Linked DNA regions of Homo sapiens: regions 2, 3 and 4 are each linked to region 1. The links are chromatin contacts, found by Hi-C or POLR2A ChIA-PET in ENCODE. All regions are on one chromosome and are shown on one strand. The core of a region is the stretch at or near the end of the contact, and the rest is flanking DNA. Distances in the headings are between cores, read along the strand shown. Region 1 holds the start of SELENOT (selenoprotein T). Region 2 overlaps LINC02917 (long intergenic non-protein coding RNA 2917). Region 3 holds the start of HLTF (helicase like transcription factor). Region 4 holds the start of SUCNR1 (succinate receptor 1).

The links. Hi-C counts contacts between places; a loop is a spot of excess contacts on that map. ChIA-PET counts read pairs that join two places held with the same protein, here RNA polymerase II (POLR2A). Pooled maps may share reads with other maps.
Region 2: a loop to region 1 is called in a map of naive thymus-derived CD4-positive, alpha-beta T cell, with 9 times the contacts of the local background. The contact joins the enhancer-like site here to the promoter of SELENOT in region 1. A Hi-C loop is called at or near these places in 1 of 168 maps with a recorded cell type or tissue (naive thymus-derived CD4-positive, alpha-beta T cell), 1 of 37 single-sample maps with no recorded cell type and 8 of 50 pooled maps. POLR2A ChIA-PET finds 5 or more read pairs at or near these places in 2 of 52 experiments (CD4-positive, alpha-beta memory T cell and activated B cell).
Region 3: a map of naive thymus-derived CD4-positive, alpha-beta T cell shows a loop between it and region 1 (31-fold over the local background). The contact joins the promoter of HLTF here to the promoter of SELENOT in region 1. A Hi-C loop is called at or near these places in 1 of 168 maps with a recorded cell type or tissue (naive thymus-derived CD4-positive, alpha-beta T cell) and 7 of 50 pooled maps. POLR2A ChIA-PET finds 5 or more read pairs at or near these places in 1 of 52 experiments (GM10248).
Region 4: a loop to region 1 is called in a map with no recorded cell type, with 7 times the contacts of the local background. The contact joins the promoter of SUCNR1 here to the promoter of SELENOT in region 1. A Hi-C loop is called at or near these places in 3 of 37 single-sample maps with no recorded cell type and 2 of 50 pooled maps.

What each region holds. Positions count from the first base shown.
Region 1 is chr3:150,599,800-150,605,846 of GRCh38, reverse strand. SELENOT (selenoprotein T) reads right to left here and starts at 2,526. Exons shown (of 6, transcript NM_016275.5): 1 at 2,348-2,526. The coding sequence starts at 2,484. LOC124900547 (a long non-coding RNA gene) reads left to right here and starts at 2,664. Exons shown (of 2, transcript XR_007096128.1): 1 at 2,664-2,903. RefSeq lists enhancers at 2,068-2,367, 1,642-2,415, 2,388-2,537, 2,658-2,737, 5,746-5,955.
Region 2 is chr3:152,197,512-152,203,558 of GRCh38, reverse strand. The region is part of intron 1 of LINC02917 (long intergenic non-protein coding RNA 2917); the gene reads left to right. The region is part of intron 1 of LOC101928166 (a long non-coding RNA gene); the gene reads left to right. Among named protein-coding and RNA genes, the nearest start is that of LINC02917, 4.9 kb to the left of the region's middle. RefSeq lists a silencer at 285-579. Within about 2 kb of position 4,667, at least 7 of the 41 ENCODE cell types and tissues checked have a DNase peak (open chromatin) inside an H3K27ac peak, as active enhancers do.
Region 3 is chr3:149,084,283-149,090,329 of GRCh38, reverse strand. It overlaps HLTF (helicase like transcription factor), which reads left to right and starts at 3,797. Exons shown (of 25, transcript NM_003071.4): 1 at 3,797-4,013; 2 at 5,441-5,648. The coding sequence starts at 3,994. It overlaps HLTF-AS1 (HLTF antisense RNA 1), which reads right to left and starts at 3,998. Exons shown (of 3, transcript NR_046648.1): 1 at 3,852-3,998. RefSeq lists enhancers at 3,435-3,952, 3,838-4,047, 3,953-4,470.
Region 4 is chr3:151,870,919-151,876,965 of GRCh38, reverse strand. SUCNR1 (succinate receptor 1) reads right to left here and starts at 3,323. Exons shown (of 3, transcript NM_033050.6): 1 at 3,260-3,323. The region is part of intron 1 of AADACL2-AS1 (AADACL2 antisense RNA 1); the gene reads left to right.

The DNA of each region.
Region 1 (6,047 bases), core at 1,277-3,776:
CCTCAAACGTATTAGCTTCCTGTCCTTTCTCAAACAAACTTGCAAATTAATGTCCACAAGATTCTAGCAAAACCAGAAACCCAATATTCACTTTACCATAAACAGATTAATCTCTGGGGGGAAAAGCAACAAACAACAAGCTAAGTTGATCTGTATTTGGTGGGTCTTATTAATAACGTTATTTCCCATCTACAGATTAAACAAAAAATGATCTCCGGTGGATAGTGTCAGAAAAATAAAAATAAAAATAATTTTTTAAATGGAAGCATTTTTGTTATATAACATGCTCAGAGTGACTGTAAAAGAAAATTATTAGACTTTTGGGACAGGTCTGTACTTAAAAACAAAGAAAAACAAAGTATCAAAAGTTTAACTGAAGTACTTACTACTTTTTTTTTAAGTTTAATTTGAAGGACTGAATGCCCTTCCCTACGTTTGTTTACACATTTTGAAAACCTTGCTATGAATAGCCTTGGTGGAAGATACACCTGGTAAATTATTGTGACAAGTGTTCCAAAAAAAGCAAACGTAAAAGGGGTATTTTGGAAAAGCAAAAATACAACCAAGAGATAAAAGTAGGATACAGAAAAATTAAATAATTTGAAAACTGCAATTTTTTAACACTTAAATCCGTAAGTATCACAACCCTTAACAATCTTTAGGTTAGTAAGATGATTACCACCTTCTAATTTAAAAATTAAGGAAAAAAGTTAATGGATAAACCATTCTCCCATTTGCAGTATTACATGAAAGATGATATATTCCAGAAACATAGTACATTGTACAGGGAGGTTTTTTTTTTTTTTTTTGAGACGGAGTTTCGCTCTTGTTGCCCAGGCTGGAGTGCAATGGCGCGTTCTCGGCTCACCGCAACCTCCGCTTCCCGGGTTCAAGCGATTCTCCTGCCTCAGCCTCCCAAGTAGTTGGGATTACAGGCATGCGCCACCACGCCAGGCTAATTTTTGTATTTTTAGTAGAGATGGGGGTTTCTCCATGTTGGTCAGGCTGGTCTCGAACTCCCGACCTCAGGTGATCCGCTAGCCTCGGCCTCCAAAGTGCTGGGATTACAGGCGTGAGCCAGCGAGCCCGGCCTTGTTTGTTTTTAATCAGGAGAAATTGCAATGTTTTAGTTTTCACTCAAAAAAATAAAGTCTCACCATCTTATTTTCTAACTCAAACATCACCTTAAGCCGATTTTTAAAAATTATTTTAAAGGTTTGCTTGGTCTTCAGTGAGTAAGTAAAAAGCTAGTTGGAGAAGTAGAAAATCAAAACTTTAATATACTAATACATGAAGTTCTTAAAAGAAGGTTTTAAATGAATGATGTCCAACACCAACATTCCAATGTATCCGGACTCTGATGATTTACTAATCTGGCTATTCTGGGATGGTCGGTTTATCCTGAGAAAATGTCATCTTTGGAGGTGTAAGATTCTCATTTCTATAATTTTACAATTTTGGTGTTTTTTCCCCCATCTTCAGAGCCTTTCAATCCCCACCCGCAACCCCACTTACCGTATAAAATGCATCATTGCCCTGCTTCTAACGATTAGGTTAAAAACAAAATCATTTAAAGAACACTGTCGAAAACTGCCGAGATCTGCTGGATACACAAGACAACTGAAAGGTAGAAAGAGATGCCAGAGCAGGCAACTCCTGGGAGGCAGGTGAGGAGGGAATGCGAGCGAACTGTCAATGTTTAGAAGAACAACGTGCTCCTTTTCTGACACTTTGGAAATGGCAAACAGAACCAGCATCCCCAGACCTTCCTTCCACCCCCTCCAGCTGTCAGACGCCCCATTCGCAAACTCAACAGTCCCCCCAGCAAGTTCAGGAGAAAAACGGCGTCTGTCACTCCCGGATCCTCTCCAATGACCCGAATTAACCTTCATCTAGCCAGGCAGCGAAGCCGCCCGGCATTACCCCGGAAAAGAGGGCAGAAAAAGTGAACTGACAAACGGTTGGCGCTCCTCCGCCGACGCGGCGCCTACTCATCCCCATCTCCGCAGGCAGCCGGGGTGGCTATGGCGTGACGCCGCCAACCAGTCCTCCGTACTAACAGGTGTCCCCCAGTCTTCGCCTTTCAGCGTTTAACCTTCTCGCGCCCTCCTTCCCCATTCCCACTGTTCTAGGAGGCAAAAAACAAGTGAGCAGTTATACCTGGAAAAGGAGGGCGGCCTGACCGCGCTAAGGGGCCGCGAGAAGGCTGGCTGTGGAAGGGCGCCGGCACAGTTCTACGAGGCCAGCGAAGATGCGGCCATTTAGGCCGCGAAGCCGGGGCCTCGCGTAGCCAATGGCGCCGAGCAGAGGCGCGGCGGGGTGGCCGGGGCCCAGTGCACATACTCACCAAATCTGGAACTTGAGCAGCGGCCCCGTGGCGTACTGCATCTTTAATCTCTTGCTGGGCACGCCGCCCAGATTGGCCGAGGCCTCGCTCCGGACCATCGCAGACGCCGCCACTAGGAGAAGCAGCAGAAGCCTCATCTTAAATGAGCCAGCCACTTCGGCCGCCCTCAGACAGACTGCAGCCAGCCCAAAGCCCAGGAGCGAGCTGCTCCCCACTGCGCAGGCGCGATCAGCCAAGGTCGGGGGAGGGGAGCAGTAATGCGCCTGCGCGGCCCGGCGCCCGCGCACACTCCTGGAGTGAAGAGCCGACCTGTTTCACTGTCCTGACTCACCACCATCTTGGTAGTGTGCAAGACTCTGGGACGGCATGAGAAAGGCAGAAAGGGAGCAAAGGAGCTGGTGGGGTGTCACAGGGCCTATGTATGAGGCAGATGTGAGTTCTGCATCCAGTTTTGCAATTTATCCATTTACCTGCCTGAGACTTGGAAACACCTACTTTATAGTCCTGATTCAAGTGTTGGCGGATGGAAGGGAGGAGACTCCTGACCCTCAGAATGGTAATGCTGAAATTTTTTGGGTGCGCTGTTATGGCCTTTTCTTTGATCTTACAATATTGCTTTCTCCTGAAAGAATATTAAACATAAGTTTTAGGAAACCTTTGGACAATTCCAAACATATCCAAAAATAGAATAACTACCTTAGCAAGCTTTAACAGTTACTATACATTTTGACAATCTTGATTTGTCTATATCTCTAAACACTTCTTCCCTTCCTAGGCATATTTGGAAGCAAATCTCAGACATCATATCATTTCATCTGTATATATATATTTTTAAACACGGTCTCACTGTCACCCAGGCTGGAGTTCAGTGGCGTGATCATAGCTTACTGCAGCCTCACACCCCTGGGCTCAAGCAGTCCTGCCTCAGCTTCCCAAGTGGTTAGGAATACAGGCACAGGCAACTATGCCTGGCTTACAATTATTTAAGCACATATTTCTAAAAAAGAATTATTATTAAAAAGAAAAAAAATTGACCACAGTGTTTCACATGTCCGTGTGAAGAGACTACCAAACAGGCTTTGTGTGAGCAACACAGCTGTTTATTTCACCTGGGTGCAAGCGGGCCGAGTCCGAAAAGGGAGTCAGCAAAGGGTGGTGGGATTATCATTGGTTCTTATAGGTTTTGGGATAGGCGGTGGAGTTAAGAGCAATATTTTGGGGGCAGGGGTTGGATCTCACAAAGTACATTCTCAAGGGTGGGGAGAATTACAAAGAACCTTCTTAAGGGTGGGGGAGATTACTGATCAACAAAGTACATTGATCAGTTAGGGTGGGGCAGAAACAAATCACAATGGTGGAATGTTATCAGTTAAGGCTATTTTCACTTCTGTGGATCTTCAGTTGCTTCAGGCCATCTGGATGTATATGTGCAGGTCACTGGGGATATGATGGCTTAGCTTAGGCTCAGAGGCCTGACATTCCTGTCTTCTTATATTAATAAGAAAAATAAAACAAAATAGTGGTAAAGTGTTGGGGCAGCGAAAATTTTTGGGGGTGGTATGGAGAGATAATAGGCGATGTTTCTCAGGGCTGCTTCGAGCGAGATTAGGGGCGGCGTGGGAACCCACAGTGGGAGAGATTCAACTGAAGAAAGATTTGGGGGTAAGGGGTGATATTGTGGGGTTGTTAGAAGGAGCATTTGTCGTATAGAATTATTGGAGATGGCCTGGATGCAGTTTTGTATGAATTGAGAAACTAAATGAAAGACACAAGGTCCGAATAAAAGAAGGAGAAAAATAGGTATTAAAGGACTAAGAATTGGGAGTACCCAGGACATCCAATTAGAGAGTGTCCAAGGGGGTTCAACGTTGTTGTCTGCTTGGTTGGAGAGTTTTTGGGCTCTATCTCTATCCTTAAGTTTTTTTATGTTGTCATATACCAGGCCAGATTGATTTAGGTAAAAACAACACTCTTCATTTAAAAATATACAAAGTCCTCCTTTTTCAGCAGTGAGTAAGTCGAGGCTTCAGTGATTTTCAAGGAAAGAGAGGAGGTGGGAAGGCCAAACTGAGGAATTATGTCTGACAGAAGGGAAGAAATGACCGCGGTGGCCTTCTTAGACCCTGTGGGAAAGGCCTCTACCCACCCAGTGAAATGTCTACCCAAACCAAGAGGTATTTTAGTTTCCTGACTTGAAGCATGTGAGTAAAGTCAATTTGCCAGTCCTCGGCGGGGCAAATCCCCGAGCTTGATGTGTAGGGAAGGGAGGGGGCCTGAACAATCCCTGCAGGGTAGTAGAATAGCAGATGGAACATTGAGAAGTGATTTCCTTGAGGATAGATTTCCACGATGGAAAGGAAATGAGAGGTTCTAAGAGACGGGTTAGCAGCTTGTAACCTACATGGAAGTGGTTATGAAATGACGACAGAATAGAATGGGCCTGTGAGGCTGGAAGGAGATATTTTCCTTGGTCCAAGAACCATTTGCCTTGTGTGGGAAGAGATTGATAGGCGGAAGTTTCAGTGGGGGAGTAGGTGGGAGTGACCAGATGAGAAGGAGAAAAACTGCCATGAAGGATAGAAGTTAGAATGCTAGCTGCTTTTTAGCTACCTTATCAGCATAAGCGTTGCCTTGAGCAGTGAGATCTGATGCCTTGTGATGGCTGTTGCAGTGAGACTCCACTTCCTTTGGAAGTACGGCCTTGCTCAGAGGCCTGACACACAGTATCATTGTCTCACCTTTAAAAAATAGTAATTGCGTAATATTAGTCAGTGTTCAAATATCCTGTGGTCTCAATAACTACTTATTTTCCTACTGTTCATTTGTTAAAATCAGAATCAAAATGAAATTTATACATTGTCATTGGTTGATGTGTCTTTTAGGACAAGTCAAAGACTTTTAAGACCAGGAACACACCAGTAATTGAAAAATTTTGTTTATCATTAATTGCAGCAAGAGGGATGCTATGGTTTGAATATGTCCCCCAAAAAGCATATGTTGGAAACTTAATGCCCAATGTAACAGTGTTGGGAGATGGGGCCTAATGGGAGGGCTCCACCCTCATGAATGGATTAATGCCAATTATGAAAGGGCTTAAGGCTTCGATTTCTATCTGTTGCTCTTTCACTCTTGCACTCTCCTGCACATTTACCTTCCTCCATTGGATAACAACACAAAGCCCCCATAAGATGTGGAGCCCTTGATCTTGGAATTTTCAGCTTCCAGAACTATAAGAAATAAATCTCTGTCTTTATTAATTACCCAATCTCAGTTATTCTGTTATAGCAGCCCAAGATGGACTAAGACGGGGGAACGCACACCATGGGAAACCATGAGAAGACTCAATTAGGAGGTGTTAGGATCTGGGGCTTGATTGGATGATTTGGAAAATGGAGCTGGGGTGCTGAGCGGTTCTATTATCAGAGATGTTCAAACCAGAGTGACTTCATCTTGAGTAGGGACTGAGTAAAATGAGTTGGAGACCTGCTGGGCTGCATTCCCAGGAGGTTAGGCATTCTTAGTCACAGGATGAGATAGGAGGTCAGCACAAGATTCAAGTCACAAAGACCCAGCTGATAAAACAGGATACGGTAAAGAAGCCAAAACCAAGATAGAGACAAAAGTGACTTCTTGCTAATTATAATATATTCACATGCTATCTCCTTTACTGCTTATTGTATGCTAATTTAACACACTAGCA
Region 2 (6,047 bases), core at 3,418-5,917, 1.6 Mb before region 1:
CACTTTTTGTTTTAAATAATGTAGAAGCTAAAAAATAAAATAAATTCACTTTGCCAAAATGCAAGGCATTTTAGGCTCTTATGAAGAAAAAAGTGAATACTAACATGATACTCAGCAAACTGGTTAAAAAAAAGTGGGAAGGGAAGGTTTTTGTTAGAGGACATGTTAGTTTGCTATTAAAAAATATTACTATTCCAAGAAGTCTGGCTAATGCCAGAGACTCTTCATCAGCAAAATAAGAGAAGCATGCTGAGCCTCAAACATATTTCTACACATTTCTTGAAAAAGTCTGAGCAATCTTTAAAACAGGAGTGAAGAGGAGAAAGCCATACCAGTCCTAGTGGTGTCTGAAGTGTCCTCTGGTGATCTCTACCACACTTTGACCACACCTCCATCCCCAGCTGTGTACACATAACAAAGGTTATCAATAAATAATGTATTCATCTACTGGATTGCAGTGAAAGCCCCGATTACTTTTCTCCTATGTTTGGACTAAAGGTATTGGCTTTCTTCAGATATAACCAAGGAATATGAAATGCATTTAGGGAAAAGATCAAAAAGTACATGGAGGCCTGGCTAGTAAGAAGGAATATTATAATTTGCCTTCATATGATAACACTGTAACTGCTTAAGTACTCCTCAAAAATAACTTTTCATGGTATGTCTTTACTGATCCACTAAGAACTCTTACAGTATTAAATATTTTACACTATCAAAATTCTGGAGAATGCATCCTTTCCTATGTAACCCTCTATTTGATAAGATAAAAGAATTTTGCCATTCATTGTGCCTTACACAAATGGTTTATCTTATCAAAACAAATAGTGCTCTAAAAACAGGATTTTTTTTTAAGTAAGCAAGATCTTTTTTAGATGCATGTTTTGTGCCTACATGTGTTCTATATAATCAGCAGTTATAGTCATAATACTTTATGTAATTATTTAATTTCCAAAGTTTTAGCTGACATATAGCAGTATACCTGAAAAATATTAATAAAGCTTTTTGAGCATATTCTCTTTCATCCTCAAAAACAAGGTACCTAATATAATTTTATTATGCTTTGATTTAGAAACCATATTAATTAACCTGTTAGAACACAGAAATGTAGGATTTTAGGGCTGACATGGACATAAGAATTGTTTAGTTCAACTGTCTTTAAAGATTTTGCAAGAGAGGGTCTCTAGATGAAAAATTTGCTTGGATTCACATAGCAGCTGTGAATAAAGAATTGATAGAGGAATTTGAATATGAACAAAGTAATTAAAATTTAAAATCTGAAATATTCTTTCAATGACTATATAAACCTCTGTCCATCTATCATATGTATTTTGTGTAATGTTAGGAAATGGTATTTCCCTTCTTGGAAAATATTTTTAGTACCATAGGAATATAAAGATACAAAAGTCTTTTTTATTTCTGTTTACTCAACAAATATTTATAGAAAATTATTTCCTTCCTAACAATAACAAAATGGTATATCAATGAACATTTTCATAAGAACAATATACAATATAAACTTGTAAAACTATTCATGAGTCACTTAGTGAATGATAGTGAATTTTTGATATTTTAATTAATTCTTCTGTTGCCAAAGCCACAGCTGTACAAACTCTGTAATTATGAGACTGAATATGCATTGTAATTGTGTCTTTTCTCATTAGTTCTATTTTTCAAGCAATGGCAATTTAAATAGATATTTGTATTGCAGTGCTTTTCCCAGGAGAGATTATAAACAAATAAAGCAGGGATAGCTATATGATGAACTATTATGCAGCCATTAAAAACTATGTTATTAAATTATTTTCTAATGACAAAAGAAAAAGAATATGGTATTATTTCAAGTGAAATAACCCATTTAGAAGCCAATTATGATCACACACACACACACACACACACACACACACACACAGTGAAAGGAAGCCAGTGAAAGGAAGCCTGCAAAAAAAAAATTTTTTTTGAGAATACTAACAATGTGGAGGTTTTTCTGAGTTGCAGAATTTTGGAGGACTTTACAAAAATTCTGCATTTTTAGTATTTCCTACAATGAGCATATTTATTCTTATACACAGGAAAGACTAAAACTAATTTCAAAGAAATATAAACAAAAATATGAAAGTATGAAATATGATAATGCAGGTGCAATTTCAGGCTACTTAAACATTGCATTCAGTAGCATCTTTTCTTTAGAGAATGTTAGGATCTGGGCTAATATGTATTTTATAAGAGAGTATGAGACAAAGGCATTTTTGCTCAGTAAAAGATTAGAAGCATTAGAAGCATTGCAAAGCAGAAGAGACCAATGGAACAGGAAACAAAAGTAAAAGAGTTCAGATAAGGGACTGCTGAGAAAAACAAAAGTGAGTTGCTAACAAGTAGTAAGAGCATTTTCTGAGTGTTTTGGCTTATCATATTAACTTAGACAAAGGTAGAAGGAAATAATATTTCTATAACATCTGTAATATGGCAGCGATTATGCTTGAACATTTTATTTATATCAGTTAAATTTAAGTTGGGTCATATAGGTCTGTTTATTCTCATATTACTTAGATATAATTTACCTCACCCTGGTATGTTACTGAGAAAAGCAGACTGACAAGAAGTAATGAAACCATGATTTAAATTTAGCTTAGTTGGCTGCTAAAACTTATGCTCTTTGCATTTTACTTTCCTTTCTCCGGAGTATTTTGATAAAATAATTAAAAGTACTGTCTGTCTTCCAGGATGATAATGGTTCTGTTATTTGACTATCTGAAAAGAATTTGCTAATTTCTTTTTTCAGATAGAAAAGTAGACTTAGGGAGGGGTTTCATGTAGAAACAGTTCTCTCATGTTCTCAATTTTGCGGCTGAGCAGAAGCCAGTGATATAACAAAAACCAAATGGTCACTGGAGAAAGACAGGCCTCTGTTCAGCTCCCAGATCTCACATTTACTAGATATGTGACATCAGGCAAGCTTCTTAATGTTTCTGAGTTTTAGATTCCTATCTGTAAAATGTACTAACAATACCATCTTATAGAATAATTGTGAAGATAAATGAGAAAAACATTTAAAAGATGCCTAGAAGAAATTACAGCATATCATAGACCTCCAATAAATATTGGCTTTCTTTTCCTTAAGTGCCAGCCCTTGGATACTTTTACAACAAGCTATTAATACTTGTTGTCCAGGACTTTTATCAGTTTCTCCTGAGCTTCCTGCAGCAAGTGGCAGCCTACCTCTTAAATTCCTAGGTGTCTGTAATTATTTTTGAAAAGTCCCTCTTTTTGAGATTTTTCACTGTGGCTTTCTCACTAAATTTTCTAATTTTCTCCATGAGCCTCAGTTTTCCGCTATGAAAATATAGAGACCAAATTCAATAAAGTCATAATCAAGTTTGTACTTGGAGTATATAAAAATTTAGAGAAGGACCCTAAGAAATCTTGAAATTCAAGAAGCAGACAGGATGAATCAGGCTCATATCCTTTAATTTTGCTTAAAACTGCGTTTATTATAATTGTTGTTGGTATTACTATTTTATTTTCAACTTGAATACTTTAGGCAGGGGCATACTTCTCTCTTGTCAAAGTTTCACTACATTCTACTGTGACAGCTTCTCATATTTACATTCCTTACCTGCTCTTAATTTAGTTTAAACTCCTCTTTCAATGGTCTCATCAGGAACACTAGCATCACTTAGATAAACACCAGCATCACTTAGAGACGTATTAGAAATTCTAGGACCTAACCCATACCTAGTGAATCAGAAACTTTGTACATAGGGCCCAACAGTCTTATGTTTTATCATCCAGGAATACTAGCTAATTTTTGAGAAGCTCTATTATAAATAATTACAGTTACATCAATGCCAGCCAGCACTCTGCTTTCTTGACAATAACCCAACCCCCAAAACTCCACAACTCCAGCATTTGTTTACTGCACCATGTGACATGATTGCTTTCTTCAGAGCATTTTCAGCAACCCTGTAATGTCTCCGATTAGCCTGTGTACGGAGAGTTCATTTTTGCAATAATCTTATAAAATCACATGCAAAGCATGTGTTTATGCCTTTCTAGTCTTCTTAATCCATTTGCTGTTTACAATACCCATAAGACTTACAGGGAGGTAAGCAGAGTACTTACCTGAGTGTTCTTTTAAAATATTAACACATTAGTCTTTCCTTCTCTTCTGTCAGGAAGCTGTGACTCATTTTACAGATTAAAAAATAAAAACAAAAACTCAACCAAAACAATCAAAACCAACCAACCAAAACAGAAAACCCCCAAAACCAAGTTCTCAAGGTAACAGAGATTTAAACGGTACATAAATGTTTAAGGTGATATTAAGGGGGATGCCTATATTACACAGGCATATTTGATATCAGCAACTTTTTGGCTTATGGAACAGAGTTTTTGTCTTGTCTTTTTCTAACATCAACATAAACACAAAGTGATGAGCTTCTTCAATTTTTAACATGACTAGTCAATGTGAAATAAAGCAAATATGCTTGTAAAACAATAGGAAATAAAAGAGAGCAAAACTTTCTTTAGATTCACATTTATAAATGTTGCTTTGTTTCACTTGATATTCTCTTCCACAGTTTTTTTTTTTCTAAGTCAAAGAAGCTGTTAACATTACTGATTGAAAGTCCTATTTGCTTCTTCAAGACATGGGAAACTGTGGGCCAGGCAGTCAGAATCTAAATTGTGTTACCTTGTCCAAAGCTTGATGGTGCCCTCACTGATGCTAGCACTAGCTAAAATGTGTTTGTTGACTGCTTACTCATCCTACTCAATGTGAGGAGCCGTTTCAATGAATTTTCTCATTTATTAAGGGTAGATATTTTTCCTAAAGTCAGTCAGACCATATACCTTCTGTGTCTCAATTATTTATGTGGAAGCAAGGGAAAAGTTAGGAACATTTTGCCAAGAGATTTTTTAATATAAGGAACAAAAGTTTAATACAAAAAGAAGTGAATGTGATGCAATTACTATGATAGATAAACAGAATTTCTTTGCAAAATAATATTTATTCTTCATCTCCTAATCAGCTTGCAGCAAAGCCAATTTTTTTTCCACCATGAGATAACAAAAAATATCTAGGAATATTGTTTACATTACCTGTGGCACACATGTTTCTTTTTTCAAATCTCAGGAATAGTGTCTATAATATGCTTGGCATGAGAAAAAAATATTTTTGTATGCCTGCTGCTTTACATAGTTAGGTTCATGCATTGAATATTCTTCTGAATAATTATCAAAGTAGAGGATAGAGCACTAAAAGTTATTTTTGGGGCTTGTCAAATACAATTTACGGGAGGCCGTTGGTTTGAACTGAGCTCCTGTACTAGGCCCAAGAGACCAAACCAAAATGGAATTATTCACGTTAAAGCTCCATACTACCAAGCTGAAACCAAGTTGTTTATCTAACCTTCCAAGCAATCAGGAGAGAGAGAGATAATATTCAAATCCCCAAACAGGCCAGTTTCAGTGGGCATGACAAGGAAGTCCCCTTCACTTTAACCTTTAACTTTGAAGCAACCAATCCATTTTTTTTGTTGTTGTTCTGTTTCTTCTTTCTTCAGCCCTTTTCTGTCTATAAAGCCAAATTTCTCTGCTTGGCTCATCAAAACATCCATTCTATTTTATAAAACAACGTGTTGCCTGATGCTAGAATCACAAGTAAAAGCTAATTAAGATCTTAATTAAATTTGTGGTAATTTTGTCTTGTGACAGGTATATTTTCTTATTATTTTCATCATCACCACTCAGTACAGTTATAGGATGCATGTTGAAATCATAAATGATTGCTAATATACATTAGTTTGATTTATCATTTGTGTAGTTTGTTTGAAAGAAAGTCTCAAAATGGATGAAGGATCTGAAGTAGACTATTATTCATCTTCAGAGATTAAGTAGTAAGAGTTTAAAACTGAGCAGCAACACAAAATAACCCTATTAGGAATGACATCTGAGTCACAAACCCAGCAATAGAAACCCTTGAGTTTTAAAGCATGTGCTGTAATCGTTGAGTTTCAACAATCTTTTTACTATCGTCCAACTTCGCATGC
Region 3 (6,047 bases), core at 2,548-5,047, 1.5 Mb after region 1:
CTCAGCCTCCCAAGTAGCTGGGACTACAGGTATGGCACCATCACCCCCTGCTAATTTCTGTATTTGTAGTAGAGACAGGGTTTCACAATGTTGGCCAGGCTGGTCTTGAACTCCTGGCCTCAAGTGATCTGCCCACCTCGGCCTCCCAAAATACCAGGGTTACAGGCGTAAGCCACCACACCCAGCCTAGAAAAGGCCTAGAAAAAGTGGCTCACGCCTGTAATCCCAGCACTTTGGGAGGCCAAGGCGGGCAGATTGCTTGAGCTCAGGAGTTCGAGACCAGCCTGGCCAATGTGGCAAAACCCCCTGTCTACAAGAAATACAAAAATTAGCCTGGGGGTGGTGGTGCCATGCCTGTAATCGCAGCTACTTGGGGGCTGAGGCTGGAGAATCGCTTGAGCCCAGGAGGTCGAATCACGCCACTGCACTCCAGCCTGGGCTACTGGAGTGAGACCCTGTCTCAAGAAAAAAAAAAATTTTTTTTTTGAGACAATTGTGAACATTTGATTATGAACTAGTTATTAGAAGATACTAAGAAGTGATTTGTTATTAATTTTGCCAGGTCCATGGTTTTTAGAGAAATTAGTGAAGGCCATTATAGGCAGGGTGGGTTGGGAAGTGACCCGAGAAATGAAGCTACTGTGGGAGGAAGAGCCACATATGCCATTCTTGGATTTCAGGCTCACTGAATCAAACGGGAGTGACATGACATGATTAATTTGCATAAAGGTTCTGTGTGTGTGTGTGTGTGTGTGTGTGCACGGGCATGTGTGTGTGTGGCTAGGGGTGCAGATGAGAAGTGTGTTTGTGACTGGGAAGTGGCTGGCTGGAGAAATTTTGGATTCCTTTCCTTTCCATACCATTCCTACCTAAATTTATCAGTGAACATTTTGGTTCTCTTGGCTTCATCACCTTCCCTTTCCAAGCCACCACCATCTCTTATCTGAACACAATAATTTTCTATCAGTTGCTTCTATCCTTGTTTCCTGTAATTCTCCACAGAGCTGCCAGCATTTTTAAAAGCCTAAATCAAGTCGTTATCCTCCTGCTCGAAACATTCAATGGCTTTCCATTGCAGTTAAAACACAAATTTTACTGGAGACTCTTAAGTTCCTATGTAACCTGGCCCTTATCTTCCCCACCGTCCTTTTAGTGCCACTTTCCTTCTTACTCACCAGCCAAACCCCACAAGCCACCCTACAGTTCATTTTCCAGTTACAAGTGTTCATTTTTCATATCTACTTGTGATGCTGTTATCAGAATAAATCAAGAAAAAACCAAAAAAGTTAATTTTTCAGAAAACATTATTTAGTATAATAGTTTTGAAATTGTAATTGCTGTAACATTTTAATCAAACTAGTACAAATTGTACTTGATCTTTAAATATAAAACAAAGAATGATTAAGGGAAAGAATGTTTTACTCCTGGTTCTGGGATGTGAAATATTGATAACATAGAGAAAACATACTGTGGGAGGAAGAGCCACATATGCCATTCTTGGATTTCAGGCTCACTGAATCAAACAGGGGAGTGACATGACATGATTAATTTGCATAAAGGTTCTGTGTGTGTGTGTGTGTGTGTGTGTGTGTGCGCGCGCGCGGGCATGTGTGTGTGTGTGGCTGGGGGTGCAGATGAGAAGTGTGTTTGTGACTGGGAAGTGGCTGGATGGAGAAATTTTGGATTCCTTTCCTTTCCATACCATTCCTTTAAATAGCAAATTTTAGTTCATTCAAAGCACATTCTTTAACCATGGGACAGTCATTATTCATAGATCTTAAGTCTTTTTATTTTTTTGAGATGGAGTCTCGCTCTGTTGCTCAGGCTGGAGTGCAGTGGCTTGATCTCGGCTCACTGCAACCCATGTCTCCCTGGTTCAAGCGATTCTCCTGCCTCAGCCTCCCAAGTAGCTAGGACTACAGGTGCGTGCCACCACGTCTGCTTAATTTTTGTATTTTCTTAGTAGAGTCAGGCTTTCACCATGTTGGCCAGGCTGGTCTCGAACTCCTGACCTCAGGTGATCCACCCAACTCGGCCTCCCAAAGTGCTGGGATTATAGGTGTGAGCCATTGCGCCTGGCCAGTCTTAAGTCTGAAAGAGCTATGTTCTCATATTTGGAATTTTTTCTTTGTCTAGTGAGCATGACTTTCTTACTCTTACAAAACATCAATTTGAGCAATTTCTGGCATATTTTCCAAGAATTTATTTAAAATCTGGCATACTAAAAGCTGAACTGTATTGCCATTTGCCTCAACACACTTCAAGAAGAACATACAACAATTAAAATAATTTGAAATGCCATTGTCTTTATCTTCCTCATCAACTTTGGTCAAATGAAATAATACATTGTTTCAAATTCTATTGCTCATCCATGGTTCATGATTAGAGATCACTACAGTTTATTTACGATAATGAACAAATGTGTCTTGAAAAGCTGACTACCGGCCTGGCACGGTGGCTCATGCCTGTAATCCCAGCACTCTGGGAGGCCGAGGCGGGCGGATCACCTGAGGTCAGGAGTTCAAGACCAGCCTGGCCAATATGGTGAAACCCCGTCTCTACTAAAAATACAAAAATTAGCTGGGCGTGGTGGCGGGCTCCTGCAATCCCGGCTACTCCGGAGGCTGAGGCAGGAGAATCGCTTGAATCCGGGAGGCGGAGGTTGCAGTGAGCCAAGATCACCCCCATTGCACTCCAGCCTGGGGGACAGAGCAAGACTCCATCTCAATAAAAAAGAAAAAAAAACAAAAAAAAGAAAAAAGAAAAGCTGACCACCTAATATTATTGTGCTGACAGGCGTGTAACATGGACCTCTCTGTGACGCGCAAGTATTATCTGGCAGTTACATGGTGCCGCCTGTGCAGCTGGGCGCCACCACCAGCTTCCTGCCCTGTGCGATTAAAAGGCCAGCTTCGGGGACAGCAGCCTCCTCAACGCAAAGCGACCAGCCCTGCCAGGCGTCGGCTGCAGCTGGTCCAAGGTTGACGGTCCCAGGGCCGCATTCTCCTTCCGGTCACCTCAGACTCTGGAAAGAGAGCCATGGAGGGCCTCAGAGCGCCCCTCTGCAGTTCCTTGAGGAAAACAAGGGCCTCCCCCTCTTGGCTGGAGCAGCCAAGTGCCCACGGGGAAAATGGTCCCGTCCACCATTTCAGGCAAACGCCCCCATAGCTGTAATAAACATGTGATGGGTTTCCTGCACCAAGAAAGGAAAATTTTCCTTAAAAATAACAAAAAGAGGTGGGGAGGGGACTCTAAGTTCCATTTAAGATTTTCCAAACTCGTTGTGTCTCATGCATACGCTGAGGCTTAACATGAAAATTTGGAGCGAAAGTCCCCACGGTTCACCACAGGGAATGAAGTAAAGTATCTCGCCGGTAGCTCTAGGTCTCGTAAACCGTGGAGCTCCTTTAGTATAAGGCCCTATTATGTGCCACATTAGATGAGAAGAAAATAAGAGGAAGGATACGGTAGAGCCTTTAGAATGGGGTTCAGTCTTAGGACTCGTAGGATAAAGGAAGGTCGTTTCCCTCCGTTTGAGGCAGGGAATCAAACAAAACACCGGCACCGCAGGCACCGCAGTCGCACTCCTGGGGCCTCGTGGCTTTCCCGCGCGCCCGCCTTGGGGGCGGGGAAGAACCCGGATGGAACCACCCTTGCAGCCCGGACCCCCCGCCGTCTTTGAATGGCAGCGGGGCGGAGTTGCCCTCCCTTCTGTGCTCTGACTGGTTTGGCTCCGCACTCTCCTCTTCGTGATTGGGCTTTCCTAGTGCCAGTCACAGAGCGACGCTGGTCTCCCAGATTGTTGCAGAAGGAGACGGCGTCGACGTCTGACTGGACTCGCGGCGACTTACCTTTCAGTCGTGCGCTCCTGATCCGGCGCTCGGAATTTGTCCCCGGCTTCAGGGCTGCGGGGCCTGGAAGGAGGCGTATCGAGGCGGCTCGAAAACGATCCAGGGGAGCCGAGGCGCTCCTCTTGTCATCCCACTCAGCGCCATGTCCTGGATGTTCAAGAGGTGAAGGGGGCGGAGGGGGTGGGGCGCTCGGTCTAACGGCCTGGAGGCGTCCCCAAATGAACCTGACCTTCCCCGCGTTCCTCTGCGTTCCCTGGGCGATTTGTGCAGCTGTATTCGTTCTGTTGGTCGCATATGTGGCCGCCGGAGAAATAAATGCATTGTCTTCGCTGGCGAGTAGGGGCTCCTAGGGCGAGTCCCGTGTTAGGGACTTGGGAAATCTCTGTCACCGACTGTGGGGGGCCTGGGGCTTAAAGCATCTCGGCCAGTGCTTTATTTAACAAAACATCCATTAGATACCCACTGTGCGCCAGGCATTGTGCTCGGTGGAGGGCCGAGTAAGACAGTCCTTGTCCCCAAGTGGCTCACAGCTTATCTGTATGCACAGACGTGCAGATAAGTATTTGCAGAGGCGCTAGTAGAGATATGCGCCACTTGCAAGGAAAACGCATCGCAAATAAGCGACTGTTCTTAGGAGAATGGAAACTTTTTGCAATGCTCCAGTAGACTCCCCTTCACTTTTCATTGTCCAAATTGGTATTTATGGTCATTCCCGAAACAGTTACACCTAATGGGTTTGGGGTTATGCTTAAACCGGCGACGGAAGGCGGGTACGGGTGGCTTGGGGCCAATTTCCCACGGTGGCGTGGTTTGGATACCAGAATAGGTGTTCTGCTCGCAGGGAGTTACAGTGATGGATGCTGGATGTATTTTCTGGAAAATTATAAACAACTTCTGGTACATTAATAGTTGTATTTTTATAAGTCTTTTATATAGCTCAATCCCTATTGAAATTTTGGCATATGATTTCATTTTTTAAATTATTTTTTTGACATGGAGTCTCGCTCTGTCGTCCAGGCTGGAGTGCAGTGGCACAATCTCGGCTCGCTGCAACCTACGCCTCCCGGGTTCAAGTGATTCTCCTGCCTCAGCCTCCCGAGTAGCTGGGATTACATATGGGCGCCACCACGCCTGGCTAATTTTTGTATTTGTAGTAGACAGGGTTTCACAATGTTGGCCAGGTTGGTCTCAAATTCCTGACCTCAGGTGATCCACCTGCCTCTGCCTCCCAAAGTGCTGGGATTCCAGGCGTGAGCCACCGCATCCGGCCCATAATTGTAGTTACAGACATCATATACATATCAATTTAGATGATTTTCACTGGGAAAGAGGTTAGTGAACTCTGACTAGGCTTTTCATTTTGAATACCTAGGGGGCAGGTAGAAGAGCCAATATTGAAAACAGGTAGAGTTCCTAGAAGCCTTCTCCACTCACTGCAATTCCTGCTTTAACGAGAGTAACTATTAATCTTTACCGTGATTCCCATGTAAGATTTCATTTGCTGAAGTAAAGCATGAGAAAACTACTCATATGGTCTTTGGAAATACTTAAATATTATATTGTTTTTCTTTGCCTTTAAAAAAAAATAGGGATCCAGTTTGGAAGTACTTGCAGACTGTCCAGTATGGAGTTCATGGAAATTTTCCACGCCTCTCATATCCAACTTTCTTTCCACGTTTTGAATTCCAAGATGTTATCCCTCCAGATGACTTTCTAACTAGTGATGAAGAAGTAGATTCCGTTTTATTTGGAAGTTTGAGAGGTCATGTGGTTGGACTACGCTATTACACGGGAGTAGTGAGTATAATAGTAGATAATTAAATTTTGATTATATTTCTGGCGTTAACCTAGAAAATAAGAGAATTCGCAGGTGATGTGTGCGGTTAATCTTTATTTTACTTTAAGTTAGTTAAATATTTGTACGCAAAAAATAACAAATACCTTAAGTGACCCTCCCACCTCAGCCTCCCAGAGTGTTGGGATTACAGGAATGAGCCAATATGCTTGGCCTCAGTGCGTTATGTTTGGTTATTATGGGTAGCACCCCACCCCCACACCCCAGCGCCTTGTTCATGTCATCGATTTGTTGCAAAAAGGAGATCGTTTTGTGGAATCTTCTGGATTTTATTCTTTCATTTCTCCGTATGTTTCTTATGTTTAAGCTTCTCAATAGGGTGTCTGAAGCATGTTCGACAG
Region 4 (6,047 bases), core at 2,074-4,573, 1.3 Mb before region 1:
AGAATTTTGTATAACTTTGTCTTACTCATTTTTTATTGTCCACATCTGGCACAGTGACCAGCAGATAGTAGGTGATCTATAAATCTTTGTTGAGTGAAGAGATGAATATGAACACCTGACTATTTACAAAGCATTTTTATAAATATTTTCTCCAAGGCCAGATAAGCAGCAAGACCATCAGATTAAGCTCATTGCTTATTTCACTGTGAAAGTCAACACTATATATAATATAATATGATAAGTATTAAAAATTAGTAATTGTAGTAGTAGTAGCTGTAGTTTAGAAACACATTTGTATAAGGCAAAATTAAATATCTACCAGGATAAATTTTAAAACTGAAGCATTTAATTAAGAAATGACACCTGAAATTAATAAGCATAAGAAGTCTAGAAAGACGTGCATCAAAATGTTAATAGCTTTATCTCTAATGATGAGATTTCAGGTAGTTTTTATTATTTCCTTTCTCCTTTTATCTAAATTTCCTATCATTTTTTCTCTCAAAATTGGCATCTATTTGATAATATTAAAAACTTTAAATTTCTAGAAATATAGCAAAAATGTCAATAGGCTTTAACATATTAACAAACTTTATTTTTTTTAGCTCAATGGTCAGTTTTTACTATTATTATTTATTCTCAGTAGCTTTTAAGTCCACACTTTCTGGAAGCACTCTCTTCCTATCTTCTATGACACAACAATCTCCTTGTTTTCCTCCTTTCTCCATTTTCATGCTCTTTTGTGGCTTAATCCTTCTTTGCCCAAGTTTTAAATGTTGGACCTTCTCAGGCCTTATTTCTGAGCTCTTGTTATTTTGTGGGTACTCAAAAAGCTGGTGCACAAATTCAAATGAAAATTAAGGTATAGAAAGTTTCCTTGACACAAGAAATTTGTTTCACTTTTGCATTTCCTTTTTTTCTGGTCATAACGTTTATCTTTCTGCCTAGTCACCACTGGTAATGTTAATAGCTTATGTATTGTGCACAGCAGAAAGATTTGACTGCAATGGAAGGAAAATATAGCCACAAAGACTTGTGCAACTAGAGCCTGATTTCCTGCAACTATCACTCAGGCAGGTGACGGGTCACATGAAAGTCAAGGAGCATTCTGCTTTATAGTAGCCCAGAAGGTCGGGGATTGAAGGAGTAGTAGGGAAGGAGTAGAGCTGAAATAAGAGAAATGAATGACTAAATTATCATATTTGTCTTTCTTCTCATACAGTTGTTTCTTCATTTTTTTGAAACAACTTTTTAAAAATGTATGTGTAAAATTATTGTTAAGGTGTAACACTCATAAAATCAAATAGGCAAAAATAAGAAATAAAAATGGTCTGTAAACAGACCACTCCTAATATTTGGGTACCCTTTTACATTTTAATATTTACCTGAATTTTTATTCATAAAAATGAGATTTTTTTATGATGTTTTATAATTTTTTGATACATTTGTTTCATTTTTTCTAAGTTCATAATTCTAATAGATTATGATTTTATAAATATGAGCTGTGCAATATTTGCAGACCAATTTAACTTCACTAGGATACAAAATTTTGAAGATACTATATTTCAAATTGGATATGTTTATAGTTGGGTATGTTTTTAGTGTGGCATCGCAATTCTATAAACATATGAAGTAAGTTGCTCCTTTAAGCAAAACTCCCAATTAAAGAGAAAATTCCCTCATGAAAAATTCATATTCTCTCTTCTGCTATCTAGTGGCTATATTCTTAATTTTTAGGAAATGGAAATAGTGATAAATAAATTGTAACTGATTTGGATGAATTATTTTGAATAGGTATTTTTTAAGAGCAGAAATTAAAGTGAAATCTTTAGTTTCCAGTCCAAAAATATATCTAAAACTGTTAGAATTATTGAACTAGAAGCAATATCTAATTTACTCACATAAGCAGACCAATAATACTTAACTTGAAAATGTTTTTTACTTTAAATATATTCAGCCTTTTGAAAATCTGCATTTTTGAAATTTACTTTAAAATATATATGTGATAGTTTCTTAGCTTTTTAATTGTTTGTTTTTATAGTCATCACAATTAAACAAATAACATTTGTAAAATGTTTACTTTTAAGTGCTACCTTAAGGCAAATTTACATGGTAACATGAGAATTTTTTTTAACAAATTACTTTTTTGATTACTAAATAATTTGAGCAAAAATATATATTCACACTGAAAAGATATAATAATTTAACATTTGTAACTTTATTTTTATGTATTCCATACATTACACCAGAAATTAAGGTATTAAAAAGTAATAGTATGGCACAAATTGTGTATTAACTTCTTTAAGAATACCACACACATTTTGAAAAGTTATGGAAGGTAGAATAGAAATGGTTTCTGCAATTTTTCATTTTTCCTAAGTAAATTAATTATTGGGTAATATCATTTTTACACACATAAATGTTAAATTTAATTTTTAGGATGCCTGAAAATTCCCCCAAATACATTATTTTCTAAACATAAAAATATTATGCCCCAGCACAGTGGCTCATGCCTGGAATCCCAACACTTGGAGAGGCCGAGATGAGTGGATCACCTGAGGTCAGGAGTTTGAGACCAACCTGACCAACATGGTGAAACTCCATCTCTACTAAAAAATCCAAAAAAAATAGCCGGGCGTGGTGGTGGGCGCTTGTAATCCTAGCTACTCTGCAGGCTGAGGCAGGAGAATTGCTTGAACCCCAGAGGCGGAGGTTGCAGTGAGCCAACACATGCTGTAAATGTGTCACTCTGGCACTCAGACACTCTAGCCTGGGTGACAAGAGTGAAACTCTGTCTTAAAAAAAAAAAAAAAAAAAAAAAATATATATATATATATATATATGTATGTATATGTGTGTGTGTGTGTGTGTGTGTGTGTGTGTGTATGTATCAAATACATGATTGTTTCAAATCATTTAGGAACTTTAATTTTTCCCCATAAGTAGTTATATTTATTTAGGTAAATCCAATTACTATTTTGTTGAAATATAAGTTGTTGAGATGTTAGCAAATATAATAAATCCTTTTACATAAAATAAAATTAGTATTTGACAACTAAAAGAAGACAGTTAATTTGTTGAAAAATAAACGTAGAGATAAAAATGACTTTTTTTTTTCAATTATTTTGCTGTTTTACATCTATTTATAAAGAATTAATTTAAACACTTAATACTGAAAACCTTAATTGCTCACAGGTCACCTTTAGAAGGAAATCTGGCCTTACTTTATACACTGAGAGGCACAATTTGCCATGTAGCTTACCATTCTGTTGGAAGACTTGATCCCTTGACAGGAACTCTGCCAGCAGCTGGATATAGCTTCTGACCCAGTGTTGTGCCACTGGACATGGTTATTACAGTGTCCTATTTGCATATCCTATTTGCATATCCTGCAGCCAAGATTAATAATTCAAAAGCCCAGGAATAATTTATTCAGTCAAACCTCCCAGTCAGAGATGTTCATGCAGAGGAATTTTTGTGAGGCTTTTATTTTCACATTCACATTTATTTTATTTTCACATGCAGTTTTGCAATTGAATGACAAAAAACAAGTAACTCATTTCACAGGAAACACATTTACCAAATAGATTTTTAGAAAAACACTGTTGAACTTATTTTATCCACTACCAAAGCAACAGAGAAGCATTCCTTATTTTCATTTTATTTGCATATTTACACAATAAGAAGTGGTAAATACTGCTTATATTGGGAATACAGTTGCCTCTGCTTTTCTTCTTTTTTAAAATTAATTTTCTTAGTGAATTCTGTATTGAGAATATAATAACGAAACCTCTGTTTTCAATAACTTTGAGGGAACTATAAAACTGAAATTTTAAAGGGAAACCTGGATATATGCTATGTTGGTGTACTAGCAAAAAGATACTAGAGCTTCAAGTTATTTTCCATTTTATTTTCTGTGCTTAAAATCAAGAAACACATAAAAGATACATCAGATAGCTAGGGATTAGGGAGAGAGATGCTAAGTAAAATAACCTTAATAGATGGCAATTTATATATCCCAATCAATGCTCTGAAAAACATCTGGAAGTACATTACCACCATTTCAGACAGGAAGCACACCTGGCTTTTTCCAAGCATTATATTAGGTTTAGATTCAAGTAAACACTCAGTCTTCTTGATGTGAAGCATAGGGATTATACTAAGAAAGCCCATAATTGTGCAGGCAGCAGTAATTCAATTTAAATGCTATGTAAGTTGAATATTGAGTTAGCAATGACAGGCAGAAGCCCAAAAAGAAGCTCTGTTACAGGCATCCTCCTAACTAAGCATTTCTCCTCACCAATATCTGACAGCTTAAAAACTCAGGAACTCAAAATATATGTATGTATATATACACATACATATATACATACATATGTGTCTATATTACACACTTTATATACATGTGTAAAATATATTTATACATGTATGAATATTTATGTATACAAACATGTGCATTTACATGAAATAAAAATATCTATAATTTGTTGAGTTCTTGTGATGTGGCAGGCAGGTATTACACTAAGTACCTTTATGCATCAAATGCATATAGTAATCCTCTGAGGTTGTTATTATTTAAGATTTTTCTCATTTTGCAGATTAAAAAGCTAAGGTTCAGAGAGGTCAATTAACTTTCTCAAGATTGCAGAATCAATAACGGGAGGGACCAGAGCTTAAGCCTATGTACTTGGATTCTAAAAGCACCGACTCTGATTCTTGACTGCCTACAGAATTGAATGACAATACCCTTGTGCACAACAAAGTCTAAGAATTAATAACAGGTATTTTTCAGTAATGCAATTCTTTTCTACTTTTAGAAGGAAGAAAGGTTAAAACATTATTTTTGTCTATATTTTTAAAAGGGCAAAAAGCATTTGAATAACCAATGCCAGGCTTGTTAATTTTAGACATAAATTAACATGAACCCCTTCCAAGAAACAAAGACAAATGGATGTATTTCACAGGTTTCTGCCACCATTCTGATGGAAGAAAAGAGTAATTCCCCCTTTGTGGGGTGGTGGGAGTTCCCGAGAGCTTCCTCTTTCTTCGTCCCACTTCCTGACTACCATCTCACTCTGGCTGCTAAGACAAAAATTGGTCTATGCTTCTCCTTTTTCATAGAACACGTCATCTAGACTGTAGCCTGGTAGCCTTGTTTCCCTCCCAAGTCCTACTTCCTGTTTCCTCCGAATGCTCTCAGTTGAGATACTAGAGTGTTACTGGGAAAGACTTACTAAAAGGTCACGAGTATTTCTGCTACAAAGCTTTATGCAGGTCTGCAAAATGATAGCTGCACGGGAACAAGGCTGGATTCAGAATTATGACCCTGTGAGCAGGGTGGGTTTCATGGTATGCTACTGTGTAGTCTCACAGTGCTTCACACTCAAAAAAGATCACACAGTTGAGTTAATGCTCTACTGTCACATTCTTAATTAAAATGTTTCATAACTTCTTAACAAGGGACCCCATATATTTCTTTTGCACTGGGCTCTACTAAATATGTAGCCAGTTCTGCCTGTGAGAGTAGAAACCTCCTCAGAAACTATTTCTATTCAGTATAGCACATCAAATTTTGAGGGGGCAAAGTTTTTTTGTTTTGTCTTTTTTTTTTTTTTACATATAACATGTTGAGATGCACTGCTTGAGAATCAATGGAAGTTTGAAAGGCAGTGAAAGTTTGCAGTACTGGCCGGGCATGGTGACTCACACCTGTAATTTCAGTACTTTGGGAGACCAAGGCAGGCGGATCACTTGAGTCCAAGAATTGGAGACCAGCCTGGGCAAAGTGGCAAAACTCTGTCTCTACAAAAAATGCAAAAATTAGCTGGGGCATGGTGGTGCGTGCCTTTAGTTTCAGCTACTCGGGAGGCTTGAGGATGGCCTGAACCTGGGGAGGCCGAGGCTGCAGTGAGCCATGATTGTGCCACTGCCCTCCAACCTGGGAGACAGAGTGAGACCCTGTCTCAAAAAAAAAAAAAGTTAAGTACAACAATGAACACTTTTTAAAATATATATTTTTTAAAAGCTTGTAGTACTGTTTGCTAAGAGGT